Linked DNA regions of Homo sapiens: all the other regions are linked to region 7. Evidence: chromatin contacts called from ENCODE Hi-C or POLR2A ChIA-PET data. All regions are on one chromosome and are shown on one strand. Each heading gives the region's core, a stretch centred on a gene start or an enhancer-like site at or near the end of the contact. The rest is flanking DNA. Distances are from core to core; before and after follow the strand shown.

What was found. A loop is a pair of places that touch in the nucleus more often than their neighbours do. ChIA-PET counts read pairs that join two places held with the same protein, here RNA polymerase II (POLR2A). Pooled maps may share reads with other maps.
Region 1: a loop to region 7 is called in a pooled map, with 4 times the contacts of the local background. The contact joins the enhancer-like site here to the promoter of MED18 in region 7. A Hi-C loop is called at or near these places in 2 of 50 pooled maps. POLR2A ChIA-PET finds 5 or more read pairs at or near these places in 4 of 52 experiments (B cell, CD4-positive, alpha-beta T cell, HEK293 and 1 more).
Region 2: a pooled map shows a loop between it and region 7 (9-fold over the local background). The contact joins the promoter of PPP1R8 here to the promoter of MED18 in region 7. A Hi-C loop is called at or near these places in 10 of 50 pooled maps. POLR2A ChIA-PET finds 5 or more read pairs at or near these places in 8 of 52 experiments (B cell, CD8-positive, alpha-beta T cell, HepG2 and 5 more).
Region 3: a loop to region 7 is called in a pooled map, with 8 times the contacts of the local background. The contact joins the promoter of XKR8 here to the promoter of MED18 in region 7. A Hi-C loop is called at or near these places in 7 of 50 pooled maps. POLR2A ChIA-PET finds 5 or more read pairs at or near these places in 2 of 52 experiments (activated CD8-positive, alpha-beta memory T cell and activated naive CD4-positive, alpha-beta T cell).
Region 4: a loop to region 7 is called in a pooled map, with 2.9 times the contacts of the local background. The contact joins the enhancer-like site here to the promoter of MED18 in region 7. A Hi-C loop is called at or near these places in 1 of 50 pooled maps. POLR2A ChIA-PET finds 5 or more read pairs at or near these places in 5 of 52 experiments (CD4-positive, alpha-beta memory T cell, CD8-positive, alpha-beta memory T cell, WTC11 and 2 more).
Region 5: a loop to region 7 is called in a pooled map, with 2.9 times the contacts of the local background. The contact joins the enhancer-like site here to the promoter of MED18 in region 7. A Hi-C loop is called at or near these places in 1 of 37 single-sample maps with no recorded cell type and 4 of 50 pooled maps. POLR2A ChIA-PET finds 5 or more read pairs at or near these places in 3 of 52 experiments (CD8-positive, alpha-beta T cell, HepG2 and K562).
Region 6: a pooled map shows a loop between it and region 7 (3-fold over the local background). The contact joins the enhancer-like site here to the promoter of MED18 in region 7. A Hi-C loop is called at or near these places in 3 of 50 pooled maps. POLR2A ChIA-PET finds 5 or more read pairs at or near these places in 2 of 52 experiments (activated CD8-positive, alpha-beta memory T cell and naive thymus-derived CD8-positive, alpha-beta T cell).

What each region holds. Positions count from the first base shown.
Region 1 is chr1:27,889,925-27,892,905 of GRCh38, reverse strand. RPA2 (replication protein A2) reads left to right here. Exons shown (of 9, transcript NM_002946.5): 9 at 659-1,382. The coding sequence ends at 743. Among named protein-coding and RNA genes, the nearest start is that of THEMIS2, 19 kb to the right of the region's middle. RefSeq lists a silencer at 2,072-2,141. Within about 2 kb of position 1,250, at least 9 of the 41 ENCODE cell types and tissues checked have a DNase peak (open chromatin) inside an H3K27ac peak, as active enhancers do; they include B cell and CD4-positive, alpha-beta T cell, where a contact is called at or near this core.
Region 2 is chr1:27,829,063-27,832,191 of GRCh38, reverse strand. It overlaps PPP1R8 (protein phosphatase 1 regulatory subunit 8), which reads right to left and starts at 1,410. Exons shown (of 7, transcript NM_014110.5): 1 at 1,301-1,410. The coding sequence starts at 1,356. LOC124903885 (a long non-coding RNA gene) reads left to right here and starts at 409. Exons shown (of 2, transcript XR_007065562.1): 1 at 409-1,443. RefSeq lists enhancers at 361-1,145, 1,103-1,272, 1,146-1,931 and a silencer at 1,403-1,482.
Region 3 is chr1:27,958,576-27,961,451 of GRCh38, reverse strand. It overlaps XKR8 (XK related 8), which reads right to left and starts at 1,479. Exons shown (of 3, transcript NM_018053.4): 1 at 1,090-1,479. The coding sequence starts at 1,382. It overlaps SMPDL3B (sphingomyelin phosphodiesterase acid like 3B), which reads right to left. Exons shown (of 8, transcript NM_014474.4): 8 at 2,300-2,876. The coding sequence ends at 2,614. RefSeq lists an enhancer at 975-1,538 and a silencer at 1,219-1,608.
Region 4 is chr1:28,773,891-28,776,817 of GRCh38, reverse strand. No RefSeq gene overlaps it. Among named protein-coding and RNA genes, the nearest start is that of OPRD1, 37 kb to the left of the region's middle. RefSeq lists an enhancer at 1,367-1,661. Within about 2 kb of position 1,462, at least 22 of the 41 ENCODE cell types and tissues checked have a DNase peak (open chromatin) inside an H3K27ac peak, as active enhancers do.
Region 5 is chr1:27,857,278-27,860,240 of GRCh38, reverse strand. No RefSeq gene overlaps it. Among named protein-coding and RNA genes, the nearest start is that of THEMIS2, 14 kb to the left of the region's middle. Within about 2 kb of position 1,499, at least 6 of the 41 ENCODE cell types and tissues checked have a DNase peak (open chromatin) inside an H3K27ac peak, as active enhancers do.
Region 6 is chr1:27,991,160-27,994,186 of GRCh38, reverse strand. EYA3 (EYA transcriptional coactivator and phosphatase 3) reads left to right here. Exons shown (of 18, transcript NM_001990.4): 14 at 627-787. Among named protein-coding and RNA genes, the nearest start is that of XKR8, 33 kb to the right of the region's middle. Within about 2 kb of position 1,711, at least 8 of the 41 ENCODE cell types and tissues checked have a DNase peak (open chromatin) inside an H3K27ac peak, as active enhancers do.
Region 7 is chr1:28,327,384-28,330,345 of GRCh38, reverse strand. MED18 (mediator complex subunit 18) reads right to left here and starts at 1,306. Exons shown (of 3, transcript NM_017638.3): 1 at 1,166-1,306. RefSeq lists enhancers at 257-764, 765-1,272.

The sequences.
Region 1 (2,981 bases), core at 1-2,500, 440 kb after region 7:
GTTACTATAAATCAATTGACCTGCCAGGCCTAGATAGATAAGAAATGCTCAGGGCTGATTCCATTTCCTGTCCTGTAAAATTAGGATAATAATTCCTATCTCAGAGTTGCGTGCTGATGAGGTAGAGAACTGCTGTTACTTAGGTGCTCTGTAGATTGTGGCTATTAAATACGTTACTGACACTAACCCTGAGGACCTTGAAGGGTTTGAAGGTTTCAGAGTGTTTCCTTTGCTTCCCACAACTTTACTTCCCTGAGAGGGACCAACGGGGTTTCAGTGTGTGGCTGGAAAAGGGGGACTTTTAAAGACAGTGGTTTCTACTAGGAGATTTTGTGTGCAAGTGTGACTACAGCTTTAGATCCTTGTTTTCCTGCTTAGACTGTATTTAAGTGAGGCCCTGTTGTCTTTCCTTTGCACAATTTGGGAGAGGGATCCAAGACAGCCCTAATAGCCATTGTCTCCATGAATAAGCTCTGTTTTGCTATTTTACTGGCATTTCTCCCTGTGAGAGCTTTCTATGTGCAGAATACTTGTGAATTCTTAGCTAAGGTAGAAAGTTGGGAGATAAGCGAAGTTTGCATATTTGGCCATATCCAAAAGGCAGTTTCCTTCTGAATTGGCCTGAAAATGACCTTTTTTTTTTCTTCTTTCTTTCTAGGCAAGCTGTGGATTTTCTGAGCAATGAGGGGCACATCTATTCTACTGTGGATGATGACCATTTTAAATCCACAGATGCAGAATAACTGGATCTAACTGGGTACCTGAGATATTTTACAGCTGGACCTAGTTTCACAATCTGTTGTCTCCAGCTCTGCATATGTCTGGCCAGGGGGCTTCTAGGAAGTAGGTTTCATCTATCAAATGTCTCCTCTGACTTCCTTTTGAAACTTACTGCTCTTCTGTTTTATTTTGTTTTGTTTGAAGCTCAGAGGGAGATGGGCAATTGACAGGGATGCAATCCAGGGTGGGATTTCTTGAGGAAGTTACAAATAAGCTTGTTACAACATCAAGATAGATGGAATTGGAAGGATGCTACCAGGAGAGTACTTACATAGTGCTCAGGAGTTTCTCTTCTTAAAATGTTTACTGCTGAAAGATGAGCAGGACCAGGGCGTTATAGGCAGAGCCCTAGCCGAGAAACCTGCTGGCCTCTGCCTGTTTTCATTTCCCACTTTGGTTGTGTGGCATTACTTTCAGAATTGCACTTTCCTGCTTGTCATGACTTTTTGACACACTTGCCATGACGTGTGTTTCTGTGAACATGAAGTTCTGCGGTAGTGCCTCCAGGGGCAGAGGAAAAGAAGAAGTGTTACTGCATTTTGTACAAAATAAATACAGTCATATGTTTAATAAAACAGTTCTATTGTAGTAACTTGTAAAAATTCTCGTTTTTCTTTCTGAGCAGTGTAATGACCACTTTATCATCTGAGGCAGTGTAACATAGTGAAACTTGGATTTGAATTCTGGCTTTCCCACTTTTTAGTTAGAATCTTGAGCAGGCTATGTCAGCTCTGAGAACCTCCATTTCCTCATTTACAAAAAGAAAACGTTATTTCCCCTGGGTTTGTTGTGAAGATTGAAAAAAACATAGTCTGTAAAGCGTCTAAATCTAGTATTGCCATTTAAAGGGATTATATAATGGACTTTAATGTTGACTCTTTGGCAGTGTGTGATCATGTAACTGAATCAAATAGCTACCCATTTGGCCTCAAGATGAGACTTTCCAAAAGCCTATGGTCATTTTTTGGCCAACTTGATTGGCTGTTTCTTACAGAAAAAGAAACTAGTTCAATGATGTTTTTGACAACTCCTGAAAGTAATCTACATCTTGAATAAAAGAACCAATTTTGAGATAAAGTTAGTGAGACGTAACATCCCAATAAGAATTCTCTGGCCGGGCGCGGTGGCTCACGCCTGTAATCCCAGCTCTTTGGGAGGCCGAGGCAGGCAGATCACAAGGTCAGGAGATCGAGATCATCCTGGCTAATTCGGTGAAACTCCATCTCTGCTAAAAATACAAAAAATTAGCCAGGCAAGGTGGTGGGCGCCTGTAGTCCCAGCTACTCAGGAGGCTGAGGCAGGAGAATGGTGTGAACCCGGGAGGCAGAGCTTGCAGTGAGCCGAGATTGCACAACTGCATTCCAGCCTGGGCAACAGAGCGAGACTCTGTCTCAAAAAAAAGAATTCTCTGCTTTAACTCTGTTTCTAAATGAGATCTAGCAGCTGTGTAGAGAAGGCTCCACCTACTTGGTTTCTAACAGTGGATGAATGTATGGTTGTTTTCTATACATGCAGAGTTGTTAACATCTGCGGAACTATGCAAATGTGTAAAACTCAGCCAGCATGTTCATTTGCAAGTGTGTTCCTTCTTGGTTATTTTCTCAAAGAACAATGACTAAAAACAAGTAAAATCGTGTATTTGAATTTGGAATATATGACGGGATACTTTTATGGTTGGTAAACTTCTCTTTCTAGTTATGAAGCTGGGTGCCCTCAAATGGGCAAAGCGGTAGCAGTACTTGTAGGTGGAAGTGGTTTTCTTTTTTCTTTATTTTTATTTTTATTTTTTTTTAGACAGAGCCTTGCTGTGTTGCCCAGGCTGGAGTGCAGTGGTGCAATCTCAGCTCACTGCAAGCTCCGCCTCCCATGTTCAAGTGATTCTCCTGCCTCAGTCTCCCGAGTAGCTGGGACTATAGGCGCATGCCACCATACCCAGCTAATTTTTGTATTTTTAGTAGAGACAGGGTTTCACCGTGTTAGCCAGGATGGTCTCGATCTCCTGACCTCATGATCCGCCCACCTTGGCCTCCCAAGGTGCTGGGATTATAGGCGTGAGCCTGACCGGTTTTTTTTTCTTTTGATAAAAATCAGATGACGACTTAGCAATTAACAACTGCTTGTTAATTTAGTGCTTATTGGATACCTGCTGTATCAACCCGTAGGTCAGGTACTAGGAATATAAAGCACAATAAGAGATTGGC
Region 2 (3,129 bases), core at 161-2,660, 500 kb after region 7:
CATGATTAGGGGACGTTTCCTCTATATCCTACAGCCATACCATTCAAGGGAGACTCATATGTCAAAGCACCTAACGGTGCCTGGTACCTACCAGATCCTAAGGAAAGGGTAGGTGATCTCAAAAACAGTGCTTTCTAACTATGTTTGCTATCTCGGCCCAAATTTGAAATCAATACAGCGAGGGATCAAAATGGATACAGAATTTGTAGACTGAAGCAACTACTACAAAAGTGCAAAGCGATCCAGAAAATAGCCACACATTTGCTTGCTTTTTGGGTTTGCTAATTTGAAGTTAGAAAAAAGAACCACCTCACTAGAACCTTTAGATTTGCACATGAAAAAACGTATCCTTGTCTAGCTAACTGAAGATTCAACACAGTCATCTCACAATCCTGCCCCAACCCCTCCTCTATGGAAAGGACAATGCACCGGACAAAAGGCCATTTTGTCCAGGAAAAAGGAGGAATGTTACATCCAAAACATACTTTCTGAATTCCTACTATGTGCCTGACTCAGGCCTAGGAGCTGGGAATACAAAGATGCAGTCTTTGCCCTTGAGGATGGCAATACAACGGGAGACAGAGACAAGCAACAAACAATACACTGCGATGAGCTACAGCAGAAAAAAACTCTTAATTCAGAAGCGTTTCCTTGTAAGGTAATTCATATTTATTCAACTTGTACCCTACTCAAAGACCAAATTAAATTATTTCATTATTCCCAAGAACTTTCGAAGGGATAAAAAGGGTTCATGCCAACCATTACTAATGCCTACTAGTGCCACAGACTGGGAGCTCCCTGAGGGCAGGGATGGCGCTAACCTACCCTCGTATTCTCTGTGGCAGACAGACAAGTGCCGCACGAGGGATGCAGCAACCACAGAGGGATGCGGGGCTTGGAGGTAGGGTTGGGGCCGGGGCTGGCTCGAGCGCGCTCGGGACGTACAGGAAGGGGCCAGATGCGATGCTCCACGAGAGCACCAGGCACTCAGTCAAGAGTTGGGCGTAAGTTCGGGCCAAGGCCTCGAAGCGCTCCGGCGACTGGCTAATCGCTCAAAGGGGCTGCCTAAGTGAGCGCCTTTGAGCCCCCAACCCCGGGTTTCTTCAGTTCCTGGGCCTGGGCTCCAGGCTCTCGGTTCTTCAACACGTCGCCCGGCCCGGTGCAGCAAACAGTTTTTCCTCAACCATTCCGGGGTTTCTGAGCCGTTCGGCTCGCAGCAGAAAAGTAAAAAAAGAGCCGCCCTTCCAGCCCAGGCTAGCTCCGGCCGGGCCACTCTAGCCCTGGCCGCCCCGCCACTCACCAGGTTGGGCAGTCGAACAGCGGGAGGCTAGAGCCGGAGTTCGCGGCTGCCGCCATCTTGCGTCTCCCCCTCCCATTTGGCGCGCCCTAAGCACGCCGGGAAACTGGAAGACCGAGAAGGGAAAAGCGGCATCCCAGCAGCCTGTGCGTACGCACGCTCACGCACGCCCGTACGGGGGGCGGTGCTTCTAGTGGGGACAGAGGAGCTTTTGGGATTTTTTTTTTTTCAGCGTTTGTGCGAGTTGGCCGTCTCTGGAAGTCTCCAGTGGTTAGGGTTTTCCTTGGCCAGGAGGTGTCAAAGGAAAAGGGGCTTTGTAGGGAGGGGAGTCAGTCTTTCCCTACGTCCTCCTGCAAACGCTTCTTGGCTCTAAAATCTTGGGACTAAGCCGTGCGCGATGGCTCACGTCTGTAATCCCAGCACTTTCGGAGGCTGAGGCGGGCGGATCACTTGAGGTCGGGAGTTTGAGACCAGCCTGACCAACATGGTGAAACCCCGTCTCTACTAAAAATACAAAAATTAGTCGAGTGTAGTGGCACATGCCTGTAATCCCAGCTACTTGGGAGGCTAAGGCAGGAGAATCGCTTGCACTCGGGAGGCAGAGGTTGCAGTGAGCCGAGATCGCGCCATTGCACTCCAGCCTGGGCAACAGAGCGAGACTCCGTCTCAAAAAAAAAAAAAAAAAAAGTAAAGAAAGAAAAAATCTGGGGACTACATCCTCCTCCAGAGTTTAGGTTAAGACCGTCAGCCTTTTGCCCTCAAAGCGGAGAAGCTAAAGGGCAAAACTCGGAGATTGGAGTGATTATTGTTTCTCTTCAGCCCTTCTCCAAAAAGTGGCACCCTACTCACTTTTTTCTAATTCACGTTTAGGCCTGTAGATTGTCAGGGAATCTGCATTAGGGGTCACCTAGTCTGTTTATGAAAACTCTGGACAAGCAGGAGCCAGGAGCAGGTCCAGTCAGAAAGCAGGGGTCCAAATCATCACTGTGCTTGGCTCAAATGGTTAATTTTTTTAAAAAGGATTTTTTGCTTTTGGTTATAGGGCAAGGAAGCATAAGGATTGCTCGCTTGCCCTAGATCACCAGCTGGTTTTAAGAGACCATTAGCAGGGCCTCTGGTTTTTTATTTTTTATTTTTTTATTGATCATTCTTGGGTGTTTCTCGCAGAGGGGGATTTGGCAGGGTCATAGGACAATAGTGGAGGGAAGGTCAGCAGATAAACAAGTGAACAAAGGTCTCTGGTTTTCCTAGGCAGAGGACCCTGTGGCCTTCCGCAGTGTTTGTGTCCCTGGGTACTTGAGATTAGGGAGTGGTGATGACTCTTAATGAGCATGCTGCCTTCAAGCATCTGTTTAACAAAGCACATCTTGCACTGCCCTTTATCCATTTAACCCTGAGTGGAGAGAGCACAGGGTTGGGGGTAAGGTCATAGATCAACAGGATCCCAAGGCAGAAGAATTTTTCTTAGTACAGAACAAAATGAAAAGTCTCCCATGTCTACTTCTTTGTACACAGACACAGCAACCATCCGATTTCTCAATCTTTTCCCCACCTTTCCCCCTTTTCTATTCCACAAAACCGCCATTGTCATCATGGCCCGTTCTCAATGAGCTGTTGGGTACACCTCCCAGATGGGGTGGTGGCCGGGCAGAGGGGCTCCTCACTTCCCAGTAGGGGCGGCCGGGCAGAGGCGCCCCTCACCTCCTGGATGGGGCGGCTGGCCGGGCGGGGGCTGACCCCCCCCCCACCTCCCTCCTGGACGGGAGGGCCTCTGGTTTTAATGGCATTGTCTGTTCAGCAGTTACCTGGGCAAGTATGTATTTTATATGGAT
Region 3 (2,876 bases), core at 230-2,729, 370 kb after region 7:
AGCTCCTCTCTTCCACTCCTGGAGACTCCGTGTGGCTTTGTCAAGGCCAGATCTCAAGAGTTTGTAAAAACGGATTCAAGAGCAGATCCTGGCCCTGGCCACCCCATCCCAACCCACACCACCCTCTGCCCTGACTTTGTCGCATGCCTCTGAGCCTTGGGTTTGTTTTCCCATCTCTACGAGGCTCCACCAGGTCCAAAAAGGAGCAGAATCCACACACATTTTCCAGGACCCAGCCTATGCCCAGCCCTGGCTGGCTCCATGGGCATGGATGAGTCAGAGGCCATCTCTGCCCTCTTGCTGGGTCTGGGGTGGGAAGCCAAGTTTCAGGGGGAAGAATACAACCAGGCAGACAGGGTGAGAGGCGGCCTTTGTGAGGGGCAAGCGCTGTGGTGGGGTCAGGGCTGCTGAAACTCCCAGGGAGGCCCAGGTCAAGAAGCCAGCTGAGGTTGCTGAGTGCTCACTCTGAGCCAGGGCAGTGGACAGATGTCATTTCACTGCATCTTCACCAAACGGGCAGGCGCTATCCCCATCCCAATGGGAACAGCAACCAAACAGCCCCACTGAGAGGTCAGTGACTTCCCAAGGCCCTGCCCATGCTGAAACATGGGATGCTGAACTGAGTCCGCAGCCCCTGCCATTACAGGCCAGGCACTGTGCGAGGCACTTTCTCATTCTTTCGCTCACTCTTCACAACAGGCCTGCCCGTCACACCTGTCTCAGGGTGACTACCTCCTTTCTACGCAGGAGGAAACTGAGGCTCAGAGAAATGCAGAAGTGAGGCGAGAGGGGGCAAAGCCAGAAGTGGATCCCTGAGAGGTCCGACTTCAAAGCCCATGCGCCTCCCTTTCTTCCCTGGGCCTCAGTTTCTTCGCCTGTGCCAGGAAAGCTAGGGCTAGAATGAAGGCAGTCTACCGGGATTCCCTTTCCGTAAAGGGCTGCACGCTCACCTGTAGGCCAGGCGCCCACAGGACTTGGTTCCCTCTCCCAGTCCCCTTCCCGGCATATGGCGTGTCACCTGTACAGGTGACCCAGCTGACGGAGGTGCTGGGCTCCGACACTCCTCCCCTCCCGGGGCGAAGCACTCACCTGTACAGGTAACCCAGCTGCAGGAGATGCAGCAGCGCCAGGCAGCGGCGCGGGGGCTGCGACCCGTGCAGGCCGGCAGGGTCAGCGCGCAGCCAGAGCCAGCTGAAGAGCTGCAGCGCCACGGAGGCCAGGCCCAGCAGCGCCAGCACCAGCGCCGCCCACAGGTAGCGGCCGCCGAGCGCATACTGGACGGCGGCCCACAGGTCGGTGCCCAGGTCGAGCAGGAAGGCGGCGGTGCCCAGCACGCCCAGGACCAGGTCCCGAAGGAGGGCGCCGCGGGACGACCAGGGCATGGCCCGCCGGCCTCCGCCCTCTCCTGCTCCTCCGCGGTTGGGGCCTGCCCTCAGGGCCCGGGGTTGCCGAGGCAGGAAGGAGGTGGGCGCAGCCCTCGGGGCGGCCCGGGGCCTGGGCCTGGTGGGCGGGACTTCCCCGTCCCGCCCCGTCCGGGGAGGAGCGAGGCCCGCGGTTGTCCCAGGTCCTCCGCCCGAACCCCAGCTAAAAGCCGCTCGATGCTCTGCTCCCGCCGCCAGCCCAGGGGTCCACCGACCCAGCCCAGCCAAGCCCGCTAGGCCTGAAGACCGACTGCCCTTCGCTTCGCAGGCTTCAAATGGCCTAGTTTTACCTTTGAGGCGCCCGGAGGCCCAAGAAAGCGAGAGGGCGGGGAGACTAGAGCCTGGACCAGGGCTGCGATCCCTCACACCTGTATTGTTGCAAAACAAAACGAAACGCAAAGGCACATTCTAATCCCTAAGTGCGAGACTTTGCAACAACGCGTGCGCCTCGATCCAGGGATACCCGGAGAGCACGGGGCCGCTGGGTTCACGCCAGCGATCCGAGTCGGGGGAGGGCGGGCGTTAGGTTCCTGCAAATGAGTTAACCTCATTTCCATACGGAAGGGAATAGAGGCCGGGCGCGGTGACTCACGCCTGTAATCCCAACACTTTGGGAGGCCCAGGCGGGCGGATCACCTGAGGTCAGGAGTTCGAGACCAGCCTGGCAAACATGGCGAAACCCCGTCTCTACTAAAAATACAAATTAGTCGGGCGTGTTGGCGCGCGCCTGTAGTCCCAGCTAGGAGGCTGAGGCAGGAGAATCGCTTGAACCCGGGAGGCAGAGGTTGCAGAGAGCCGAGATAGCGCCACTGCACTCCGGCCTGGGCGACAGAGCGAGACTCCGTCTCAAAAGAAAAGAAAAGGAACACAACACAGAATCAAACGCATGATGAGCTTTGTTTTGTGAGTTAAACATAATACGCAAAAGAAGTATGCTTGTAGGGGGGTCTTGGGTCGTCATTTCTTTTCTGTTTCTGGTTTGTTTTTGGAGAGAGTCTGGCTTTGTCACCCAGGCTGGAGTGCAGTGGCGCGATCACGGATGGCTGCAGCTCCTGGGGCTTCGCTTCCTGATTCGGTTGTCCTATTTCAGTTCACTCCTCAGGCGCGGAGGAAATGGTGGAAGGCCCAGCTCTGGGTGATCCTGGGCGCTGCCCCCGTTACCCGTTACCAGGAAGAAGGTGAGCCTGGCAGGTCACAGCACGAGCGTGCACAGGCCCAGCAGGGCCATCAGCAGCAGCGGGAGCTGGGGCACGGGCGTGGTGCCAGAGGCATACAGACAGGTGGTGTAAGCGTCAATGTCCACCTGGCGCATGGCACACACGTGCTGCATGCTGCAGGCCTCGTCGCAGACCCCAGCAGAGTAGCTGACTGAGTTATAGACGTAGTAGCGCTGCAGTGTGCTCTGGTCGCCAGCGATGCGGTCCAGCACTGTGTGCATGGAGTGGGCGCTGGCGT
Region 4 (2,927 bases), core at 213-2,712, 450 kb before region 7:
AGTGGTGCGATCTCCGCTCACTGCAACCTCCGCCTCCCAGGTTCAAGTGATTCTCCTCCCTCAGCCTCCCGAGTAGCTGGGATTACAAGCACGCGTCACCACGCCCGGCTCATTTTTTGTATTTTTAGTAGAGACAGGGTTTCACCGTGTTAGCCAGGATGGACTGCGCCCGGCCTGTACACACTTTTTATTCTGCATGTGTAACTGTCTGAACTGTGTTAGCTGTTTGTTTGTTTTAAATTAGAACAGCACTACTGGGGCCCGGCGCGGTGGCTCACGCCTGTAATCCCAGCATTTTGGGAGGCGGAGGTGGCCGGATCACCTGAGGTCAAGAGTTAGAGACCAGCCTTACCAACAAGGTGAAACCCCGTCTCTACTGAAAATACAATTGGCCAGGCATGGTGACGGGCTCCCGTAATCCCAGCTACTTGGGAGGCTGAAGCAGGAGAATCGCTTCAACCCTGGAGGCAGAGGTTGCAGTGAGCCAAGATCGTGCCACTGCACTCCAGCCTGGGAGATAGCACTCCAGCCTGGGAGATGGAGTAAGATTCCATTTAAAAAAAAAAAAAAAGCACCAGTAACGTCAATTTAAATCCCTGTAAAACTCATACCATCAAGTGGCTTCAGAGGCAATTTCCTTTTTCGGACGAGAAAATGCGTGCACAGAGCAATTCTCTGACCTGCCCAGTATCACAGACCTCTTGAAGGATGGCACAGACAGCCTATGAGAGAGAGCTGAGCTGTGGAGGACGATGAAGAGGCGAAGGGCTCCTGTGGTTTCCAGAGATAAAGAAAAGCTAGGGAAAAAACGCCAATATAGATAGGGGCAGTTTTCTGGGTAGCTCTGCTCTTATGGAGCTCGCCAAATATAAGATGGTATATTCCTTAAACAGGATGCTGAGAAAACAAGAATCTTCATTTATTTCTCTTTTCCCCAATGCCCAACAATAGTAGCGACAGGAGCTCACAAAATACAGGTTAACTAACACATGGAAACAACAGATGAGTACACTCACACGCACACCTGGAGAGGGCAGCAAAATTGGGAGTTTCCTCGGGGAGCTGCCCTTCAGAGGCACCTCAACTTTTTCGAGTACATGAACCCACGGCCCGCAGGTCGGCTAACAGCTTTCCAACCTTTACCAAGCCTCATGTCTGAGCATTATTGAAGAGGCCGAAGAAAGCAATAAGCTACACATGACACGAATGTCATCTTTGCCTGGTTAGCAGGGTGGTGTGAAACCCCATTTCCCTCTCAGACGACCCAGCTCACCTGCGCAGGTGAGGGCCGGGCGCTTCCGCACAGGCGCAGAAGCAAGGGCGGACACCATCTTGAGCCGCAGCTCAAGGTGGCACAACCGCCGTCAGAGAGAAGGCGTACAAAAACCAGGCTGCGACGGGGTGGGGAAGCATGGAGGGAACCTGGCTACAGCCGGGCAGAAGGTGGCCCTCCTCCATCCGCAGGCACGGCGCACGCGCCGTCCAGCCGCCAAGCCCGGCCCCCGCAGGCGGAGCTCCAGAGCCTGTCCCGGAAACCCGGAGCCAAGGGCCCTAAAGGGCGTGGGACCTTCTGTAATTCCCTCCACTAGCTGAAGACCGCTGGCTTTCACCACACCATGTCAGCTTCCCACGTGCAAACCCGGCAGCTGTAATTAAACATCACAGTTCCAAAGGCTTCTCAGTAGTAAGGAGGTGCACCAGCTGCCCAGAAACCACTAGCGATGAGCGATGCTCATGACAAAGTGGCATTGCTTCCTAAAGCAGAAAAAATTGATTGCAAGTGGACTTACAGATCTGAATCCTAGGGACACCTTTACTTCCACTCTCATTTTCAAAACATTCATGACACGCAGGCCACAAGTCAACTTTCAAATAAAAGTCAAATAAGTGGTAACATCAAGTGCAATGTTAGCTCCATAATGAAAAACGAAAACTTAATTTTTTTAGTATGTTTTGAGACGGAGTTTCACTCTTGTCGCCCAGGCTGGACTGCAATGGCATGATCTCGGCTCACTGCAACCTCCACCTCCTCCTGGGTTCAAGCAATTCTCCTGCTTCAGCCTCCCGAGTAGCTGGGATTACAGGCGTGCACCACCACACCCGGCTAATTTTTGTATTATTAGTAGACATTAGTAGAGACGGGGTTTCACCATATCGGCCAGGCTGGTCTCGAACTCTTGGCCTCAGGTGATCCACCTGCCTTGGCCTCCCAAAGTGTTGGGATTACAGGCGTGAGCCATTGCCCCCGGCCGAAAACTTTTATTACAAGAGCATTTACTTTCTCACTGGTAGAGAAAGCTCCAAGGTGTGGGAACCAGGACTTCAAACATTCTAGGTAGGACTTCTAACGTTTTGGGGTCTCTATTTACAAGGCTTAACAGAGACATCGTGAAAGGATGTAAACCCATGAGCACTGAGCCATACCCTAGCTGAAGTACTGTCAAGTGGAAGCCCTCTAATTCCAGAGGATTCATTCACATGTAGCTTTTTAAAAGGTGAGGACAAAATAAAGTGGTTAAGTGTTTTGATTAGTCTCAATAATTCTCCACTTACCCTGGTAATAAGTCCCAGTTTAATAATCCATTGCAATTTGAAGAATTGCCTTTAAAAAAAGTTCAATAGGGCCGGGCACGGTGGCTCACGCCTGTAATCCCAGCACTTTGGGATGCCAAGGCAGCTGGACCACGAGGTCAGGAGTTTGAGAACAGCGTGGCCAACAAGGTGAAACCCTGTCTCTACTAAAACTACAAAAATTAGCCGGGCACGGTGGCAGGCACCTGTAATCCCAGCTGCTCAGCAGGCTGAGGCAGGAGAATCACTTGAATCCAGGCGGCAGAGATTGCAGTGAGCCGAGACTGCGCCACTGCACTCCAGCCTGGGCAAGAGACGCTGTATCTTAAAAGCAAAAAACAAAACAAAACGAAAAA
Region 5 (2,963 bases), core at 250-2,749, 470 kb after region 7:
TTCTGGGTCCGCTGTAACAAATGACTACAAACTTGGCAGGTTAAAGCAACATAAATGTATCCTCTCACAGTTCTGGAGGCCAGAAATCAAAGTGTTGTAGGGTTGGTTCCTTCTGAAAGCTCTGAGGCAATCCTCGTGCTCCTTGGCTTGTAGACAGATCATTCTAACCTCCACATCTTCCCATGGCCTTTCCTTCTGTGTCCCCGTCTTCTCCTTTTCCAGTTTTTTTTTTTGTTTGTTTGTTTTTTTTGTTTTTTTTTTGAGATGGAGTCTTCCCTGTCGCCCAGGCTGGAATGCAGTGGTGTGATCTTGGCTCACTACAACCTCTGCCTCCTGGGTTCAAGCAATTCTCTTGCGTCAGCGTCCCAAGTAGTTGGGATTACAGGCGCACACCACCATGCCCGGCTAATTGTTTTGTATCTTTAGTAGAGACAGGGTTTCACCATGTTGGCCAGGCTGGTCTCAAACTCCTGACCTCGTGATCCACCCGCCTAGGCCTCCCAAAGTGCTGGGATTACAGGCGTGAGCCACCACTCCCGGCCTCCTTTTCTGTCTCCTATTAGGTCATTCCTGGATTAGGGCCCATCCTAATGCAGGACGATCTCATCTGAAGATCCTTACCTTAATTACACTTGCAAAGATCCTACTTCAACTGTGACATTCTGAGGTCCTGGATGAATGTTTTAGGGCCTACAGGTCAACACCCACTGCAGGGATGATTGGTCCTTTTTGTGGCTTGGACATTGTTCATGTTTTATTTGTGCTCAGACATGACTGTGGAGTGGCCCTGTTTGTGTCGTGATCCATCGTGGTCCCAGGTGGTTTGTCTGTTGCTGATGTCCTGTGAAGTCATTTAGGTTCAGCTGGAGAATACCGAAGCCCCGCTGGGCTCCAGGCGGGCTCCAGGAGGTCAGGGCCTGCTTTTCTCTTTCTCAACGTAGGGACAGGGAGCGAGGGAGCCCTGCTGATGCCTGGGAGAGAGGCCCAGCCACAGGGGCAGGGCAGGCATGTGCCCTGAGGGTGGAAGGAGCAGCCAGAAGCCCATGGGCTATAGGGGAGCGAGCAAGGGGAAGCAGAGAGGTGACGGGAGGGTGACGGCGTGCAGGGCAGGGTGAGGCTGGCTCTCACTCAGAGGGAAATGAGGGGCCGCAGAGAAGCAAACATGACCAACTGTGGAGGGAGCGAGTGTTGGGGGAAGAGCCTGCCTGGAGTAGGTTCAACAGCAAATGGAGGAGAGGAACTAGGGACAGAAAGTGGAGCAGAGAAATGGGAGGGCGGCTGGGGCAGCTGGCGGGGAGTGGAATCAAGAGGGTTTGCTTAATTTTCCATGAAGGAGAGGACAGTAATGGTGAGTCTGGATGCTGCTGCCAGTGACCCAAAGGAGAGGGAGGACTGCTGCCAACAGGATGGGGCACAGTGGGAGCAGATGCCTTGATTGGGGAGGCGGGGATGTGGGGGCCACCGAGGCAGGCAGGCTGGGAGCCGCGGTGAGGGGCTCAGGGGTGCACTTCCTGCTGGTAACCCTGCCCCTGGCTATGGGCGCCAGCCTCTATGGGGAGCTGCCCAGGCCCAACCTGGCACAGCTGTGGAGACTCAGTAGTACTTGAAGCCCCACATACCACAAAGGGGACAGAGATAGAGACAGAGGGGACAGGAACTCGAGAAGGAAAAAAACTCAGGGAACAAAATCCAGAGCCTGTCACAGATGTGGAAAGAGCAGGGGAGGAGCCTGGGCTGGAGACTCCCCTGCACCGTCCCTGCTCCAAAACCTCAGGGCCGGGCTAGAATCCCCACTGCATGGCTTGCCAGGGCTGTGACCTGGGTCTGTGTACCCTGAGCCTCAAGTTCCCCATCTGTAAAATGCAGACACTGCCAACCTCCTCTCAGGGCTGTGCCCGGGGGAATTAAGGAGGTAAGTCACATAAAGTGCCCGGCAGTGAGCCAGATTATCTTCCCTCCCTCTCTCATCTCATGCCCCACAGCCCTGAAGGTCTTTCAAAAGTGGGCACAGGGCCCAGCCTGCTGGCAGAGGCTGGAACTGCACCCATGCCCCTGTTAAAGGTAGAAGCTTCAGCATCCAATTCCCTCCAGGGAACAGGCAATGGTTTTATTCCCTCTCCACAGAGAACATCCAAACTCCACAGGCATTCAAGGACCTTCCCTCCACCCCGGCATATGCCAGACTTTAGTCCACTCTGCCCCATCTGTGCTCCCACAGTAGCCCCTGCGTGGAGCACCCTCCCCTCCACCACGTGGAGACATCCAATGTCATGCTCTTTGAAGCCCCCCCTCCCCTCCCACAGGCAGAACTAACGGAGAACTCTCTCTTCAGTCTTTTTTGTGTGTGTGTGTGATAGAGTCTCGCAGTGTCACCCAGGCTGGAGTGCAGTGGCACGATCTTGCTCACTGCAACCTCTGCCTCCCGAGTAGCTGGCATTACAGGTGTGCGCCACCATGCCCGGGTAATTTTTGTATTTTTAGTAGAGATGGGGGTTTCGCCATGTTGGCCAGGCTAGTCTCGAACTCCTAACCTCAGGTGATCCGCCCGCCTTGGCCTCCCAAAGTGCTGGCATTACAGGTGTGAGCCACTGAGCCCAGCCGTCTTCAGTCTTCTTGAAACACCTGGACTTTTCTCTAGATCTGCTAAGCTGTGAGAAAGAGAGCACTAGAACACCTGCTTGTCTCCCTGCGTGGAGAGATTCATGAGAGGCCAGGGACCCCTTATTCACCTGCTACCCCATGGATTTTCTATCATCTGAACCTGACCATTCACTGCCCGTGCTGAGACCTTCCCAAGGAAGCCTCCCCTGCTCTAGGTGAGGGTGTGTGTGATGTCAGTTTCTCTGCATTTTCCAAAACATCTACCTGAGCATGTCTTTTTTTTTTTTTTTTTTTTTTTTTAAGAAAAATATCCTTCAGTGCCTTCCTGGTAATTCCCTAGCAAAGCTTATAGGGTAGGCTCT
Region 6 (3,027 bases), core at 462-2,961, 340 kb after region 7:
AGAAGCCTAGTCTCTGAAGCCTAACACTATCAGTTTTATCACTTTCTATTTATATTTTAAGTATAGTCCATACCCAAGGGGAGCAGAATTAGAAGAGAGGAATATCAAAGAATTTGTAGATATATTTTGAAGCTACCACAGTGACCTATGAACATAAACCAGCCAGCAGATCACTTAAGGAAATATCTGCCATTATCTTACCATTGTTAGCATTTTAGCCTATTTCCTTTCATTATTTTTTCATGTTTCTCCTTTTTACATAGTTGCAATCACTGTGTGTGTAAGTGTACTCACAAAATTTTATATTCTGCTTTTTTCACTGTGTGGTTATTTTCTGTCATTAGTGAAAAAGATGCCTTATCCCAAGTCAACCTCTAAGGAATGCTGGTGCTTGAATTGTTTCTACCTTTCATTCCCTCTCTCATTTCAGTCCTTTCTTTGATAGAAGTAATAAGTGTGAGATAGAGAACTAATGAAAGATAGACTCTGACATACAGAGATTAAGGAAGAAGATCCTTAAAGCCATTGGCCTTATTTATCAGATACCAAGAACCCAACCAAATAGCACTCAAACAAAAACTTTATGCTGTATAAATTTTAATTTTTATTATCTTCTCTCCTTGCAGCAACTACAGTTTCTCAACAGATGGTTTCAGTGGCTCAGGAGGTAGTGGCAGCCATGGTTCATCTGTGGGTGTTCAGGGAGGTGTGGACTGGATGAGGAAACTAGCTTTCCGCTACCGGAAAGTGAGAGAAATCTATGATAAGCATAAAAGCAACGTGGGTGGTAAGTGTGGCATATAACCAGTCTGATTCTCTGTTTCTTCCTGGTTTCCTCCTTTTCTTTCCAGGGATTCCTTAGATTCCCCATGACAACTGCTTATAAATTATGCCACAGTTATATGTTAAACTCTGTATTTAAAAAAATAGAGGTTTGGTTGAAACCTTTTGGGAGGAAGCTCTATATTTCTAACGGGCTTCTCTAAGCATAATTTTGGAAAGTTCTCTTGTTGTCTTTGGACAAATGCCTTTTTAAAGGAAACATGTTCTGTAGATTATGTTTGATGACATGTATCACAACTGCTGTCAACGCTAGTTAATAGGGTGCCACATTTTTTTTTTTGGCTGGTTTATATAACTATCAGGACAAGTTAAGTAGAACTAGCTAGTAACTTTTCGTGGACAGAAATCTAGGTCCAGGATTGTAGGTTGGTAGTATCAATGTGTTGTGATTTAAAGAATCTTGGAAATTCTTTCTGACCAGAAATATTTCAAATGCCAGATGCCACTAAGCCTAAAATTCTATTATTTAGAATTAATTAATCATAGATTGTTTGAATTAAAAGAGACAGAAGTCTAATCTGAATTCCTCATTTTACAGTTGAGAAAAGTGATGTCCATCATAGGGGTAGTGGGGGCAGCTTATTCATGGTCACATTGCAAATTTGTAACCATACCATGTTTGAAATTCACATTCCCTAACTTTTTGGTCCAGTGCACTTTCATGCAGCTCCTTTTATAGTGAGGTACTCTTTTGAGAAAATATTTAAAACTGTAAACCATCACCATCAAAGATACAAATACATACAAAATGTTGCTCAAAGATTCAGGGATTACATAGCCTGCCTAGAGCAGGGGTCCCCAATTCCCGGGCCTCAGACTGATACCAGTCAGCGGCCTGTTAGCAACCAGGCAGCACAGCCACATAGCAGGAAGTGAGCAGGCCGGCAAGTGAGTATTACTGCCTGAGCTCCACTTCCTGTCAGATCAGTGGCGGCATTAGATTCTCATAGGAGTACAAACCCTATTGTGAACTGCACATGCAAGGGATCTAGTTGCATGTTCCTTATGAAAATCTAACTAATGCCTGATGATCTGAGGTGGAACAATTTCATCTCGAAACCTCTCGCCCCCCACCCAGGTCCATGGAAAAATTGTCCTCTACGAAACTGGTCCCTGGTGCTGAAAAGGTTGAGGACTGCTGGCCTAGAGGTATTTTACTCAAGGTCAAGAGCCCTTGTACTATACTATGCTGCCTTACAATATGGCGCAGAAAGTAGGAACAAGACTTTACAGATCAATTTGGTTCATTTCAGTTACAGCTCTCTAATACCAGATAAAAATCATGGGCTTCCAGACTTCAGGAATCTAATTTACTTTTTTCAGATTCCCCTTTTTGTTGCTTATTTCTTCTCATGATTCAAAGCCAGTATTTTTTATTTTGGTAACTCCACATCTTTTTGCATTTTCTTTCTCACAAACATTAGCCTTTCTTTTGTTAGTTTTCATATACAGCCTGAGTCTCTTTATCTTTTCCCTGCCCAATGCCTGGACCTGGTTTCCTGAACAAAGCGATGTAACCCTGTGTGAGAATCCTCTGAGCCTACTTTGGAGAATAGATTAAAATTAATGGCCAGCTGTATGTTTTGTACAATATGAATTGATGAAAGCGCCACATCATGTATTAGTTGAGTATATCATATATAGGTACTGGTTTTGTTGTCGTTTTGTTTTATCCAAAATGTTAAGAGTCATCTAATTCTAGGCTTACATTGTGGAACCATCAATCTGAAAACAAATTATACTCCAGTTCTCCTCCTCACAAAAATGCCATCTGCTTTTATGGAGTATTACTAATAGAATACAGGATTTTTTTTTAACCTTCACTGTAGAAAATTCAGATCCAGATTTACTGCTTGAATATTTTAACTGAAGTGTCTGAGAGCAGGCTCCCATCATATGAGCTCTCTTTTGTGCTTAGATATCTAGTCTTGGGTAGTGTTTTAGTGTCTTATCAGTTGGAGTTGTTTCAGAAGTACAGTATGGAGAATTAGTCATTCAACCTGGAATTTCATGTCAACATGTTCTGAAGCAAGTGGACAAGTAGTCACCATGGAAGTTCTGTGGAGTAGTGGAAAGACTTCTTAAGACCAAAAGCTGCAAACTTACTGTGTAATCTTAGGGCCCTTTTTTTCATTGGGTTTCGTTTCTTTACAGAGAGATTAGAAATGCTAAGGACTCTTCTAG
Region 7 (2,962 bases), core at 57-2,556:
ACCCCTCACCCTGGGACTCAATGTCTTCCTTATAAAATGAGGCCAGTGATTTTTTTTTTTTTTTTTTTTTGAGACGGAGTTTCACTCTTGTCGCCCAGGCTGGAGTGCAATGGCGCAATCTCTGTTCACTGCAGCCTCTGCCTCCCAGGTTCAAGCGATTCTCCTGTCTCAGCCTCCCGAGTAGCTGGGATTACAGGCGCCCGCAACCAAGCCCAGCTAATTTTTTTTGTATTTTTAGTAGAGACGGGGTTTCGTCATGTTGGCCAGGTTGGCCTCGAACTCCTGGCCTCAGGTGATACTCAGGTGATCCGGCCTCCCAAAGTGCTGGCATTACAGGTGTGAGCCACCGTGCCCGGCCAAAGGCCAGTGATTTTTAACTCCCAAGGCTATGTGGCTCAAACGAGATAATAAAGAGGCAACAAAATTCAGAAGAACTGAAAAAGTGACTTAAGGGACCTTCGTTTTATAGATGAGGATATTGAGACTTGGAGAGGGACAGAAGGATACACACAGCAAGTTGGTAGCAGAGTTTGGACCAAACTAACATCTAGGCGTTCTATCTCTCTGAAAATGCCTTCCCCCGTACGCTTTTCTTTTTTGGTGACAGGATCTCGCTCTGTAGCCCAGGCTGCAGTGCAGTGGGGAGTTCCTAGCTCACTATAACCTCGAACTCCTGGGCTCAAGCCGAGTAGCTGGGACTACTACAGGCGGGAGACCACACTGCGGCTAGCCTAAAAATGCCTTTTAAAGAGAGCCAAGGCCGGGCGCGGTGGCTCACGCCTGTAATCTCAGTACTTTGGGAGGCCGAGGCCGGCGGATCAACTGGAGGTTGGGAGTTCGAGACCAGCCTGACCAACATGAAGAAACCCCGACTCTACTAAAAATACAAAAAATTAGCCAGGCCTGGTGGCGAGCGCCTGTAATCCCAGCTCCTCAGGAGGCTGAGGCAGGAGAATCGCTTGAACCCGGAAGGCGAGGTTGCGGTGAGCCGAGATCGCGCCATTGCACTCCAGCCTGGGCAACAAGAGCGAAACTCCGTCTCAAAAAAAAAAAAAAAAAAAAAAAGAGAGAGAGAGCCAAGGGGAAGTTATTTTAAGATGATGGTATATAGGTCCTTCTAAGCCGGCATCCATAACACGTATCCAATTAAACACTAGAAGCACACCTCCTTGAGGCTGTAGTGTCTTCTCGAGAAGCCGGGAATTATATCCACCCGCGCACCTAGGAGCTTTTGAGCGACGATTAGATACCAGCACTCCGGTTACCCGAGCCCGGGAAGCCCCCAGATCGGTGCAACCAGCCAACTTCCTCCTCTTCTCACTTCCGGTCGGAAGCCGACGTCTCACAAACCTCGAAACTGCCGTTCCCAAACGTATGGGTGCCGAGAAGGCCGAAGAGCTTCATTGCGGACAGACAATCAGAGGCGCATGCGCAAAATTCCGGGCTGCTGTATGAAAGATGGCGGCCTCCTTTGGCGCTTTCCTCCGGGCGCTACCTGGATCCTTGACGTCATAGGCCATGCTCTAGGAAAATCTTTTTAGGTTTGACAACCTGGAGATGTATTTGTGTAGAAAGTCTCTTGGAACTGATAGGACTTACAGAGATTATAGTGGGTTTCAAAAGAAAAAAGAACTGAGGGGTTGGGCGCGGTGGCTCACGCCTGTAACCCCAGCACTTTGGGAGGCCGAGGCAGGCGGATCACTTGAGGTCAGGAGTTCGAGACCAGCCTGGCCAAGATGGTAAAACTCCGTCTCCATTAAAAATACAAAAATTAGCCGGGCATGGTGACGCGCGCCTGTAATCCCAGCTACTAGGGAGGCTGAGGTGGGAGAATCGCTTGAACGCGGGAGGCGGAAGTTGCAGCGAACCGAGATCGCGCCACTGCATTGTAGCCTGGGCTACAGAGAGAGACTCTGTCTCAAAAAAAAAAAAGAGTCTGGAAAAGGAGTAGGTCCAGATCCAGGAGTACTCTGCAGTGCCATACCAAAGAATACATGTGAGCTTTAAAAGAACCCTGGCTACAACATGGAGAAAAGTTTGGGAAAGGAGAGAGCCTAGAGAAAAAAGACCAGGCCGGACACGGTGGCTCAGGCCTGTAATCCCAGCACTTTGGGAGGCCAAGGCGGGCAGATGGCTTGAGTTCAGGAATTCAAGACCAGCCTGAACAACATGGTGAAACCCTGTGTCTACAAAAAATACAAAAAATTAGCTGAACGTAGTGGCTCGCACCTGCAGTCCCAGCTACTTGGGAGGCTGAGGTGGGAGGATTGCTTGAGTCCAGGAGGCAGAGGTTGCAGTGAGCTGAGATAGCGCCACTGCACTCCAGCCTGTGCAACAGAGGGAGATCCTGTCTGGAAAAAAATTAAAGAAAAACGACCAGTTAGGCGCTTTGGTACAACTCCAGCTGAGAAACAAATGTCAGAAAAAGATTTTAAAAATGTAAAAAGAGGACAGGCGCGGTGGCTCACGCCTGTAATCCCAGCACTTTGGGAGGCCGAGGGGGGTGGATCACGAGGTCAGGAGATCGAGACCATCCTGGCTAACGGTGAAACCCTGTCTCTACTAAAAATACAGAAAATTAGCTGGGCGTAGTGGCGGGCGCCTGTAGTCCCAGCTACTTGGGAGGCTGAGTCAGGAGAATGGTGTGAACCTGGGAGACAGAGCTGGCAGTGAGCCGAGATCGCACCACTGCACTTTAGCCTGGGCGACAGAGCAAGACTCCGGCTCAAAAAAAAAAGTAAAAAGAGGAAATTAGCCGGGTGTGGTGGCACACGCCTGTAGTCCCAGCTACTCAGGTGGCTCAGGTGGTCAAGAGACCAAAATTGCTTGAACCCAGGAGGCAGAGGTTGTAGTGAGCTGAAATTGCACCACTGCTCTCCAGCCTGGGCTACAGAGCAAGACTCTGTCCTCTATATATATATGGAAAATAATTCTTTAATGACTAACCAGAGGTAAAGACAGA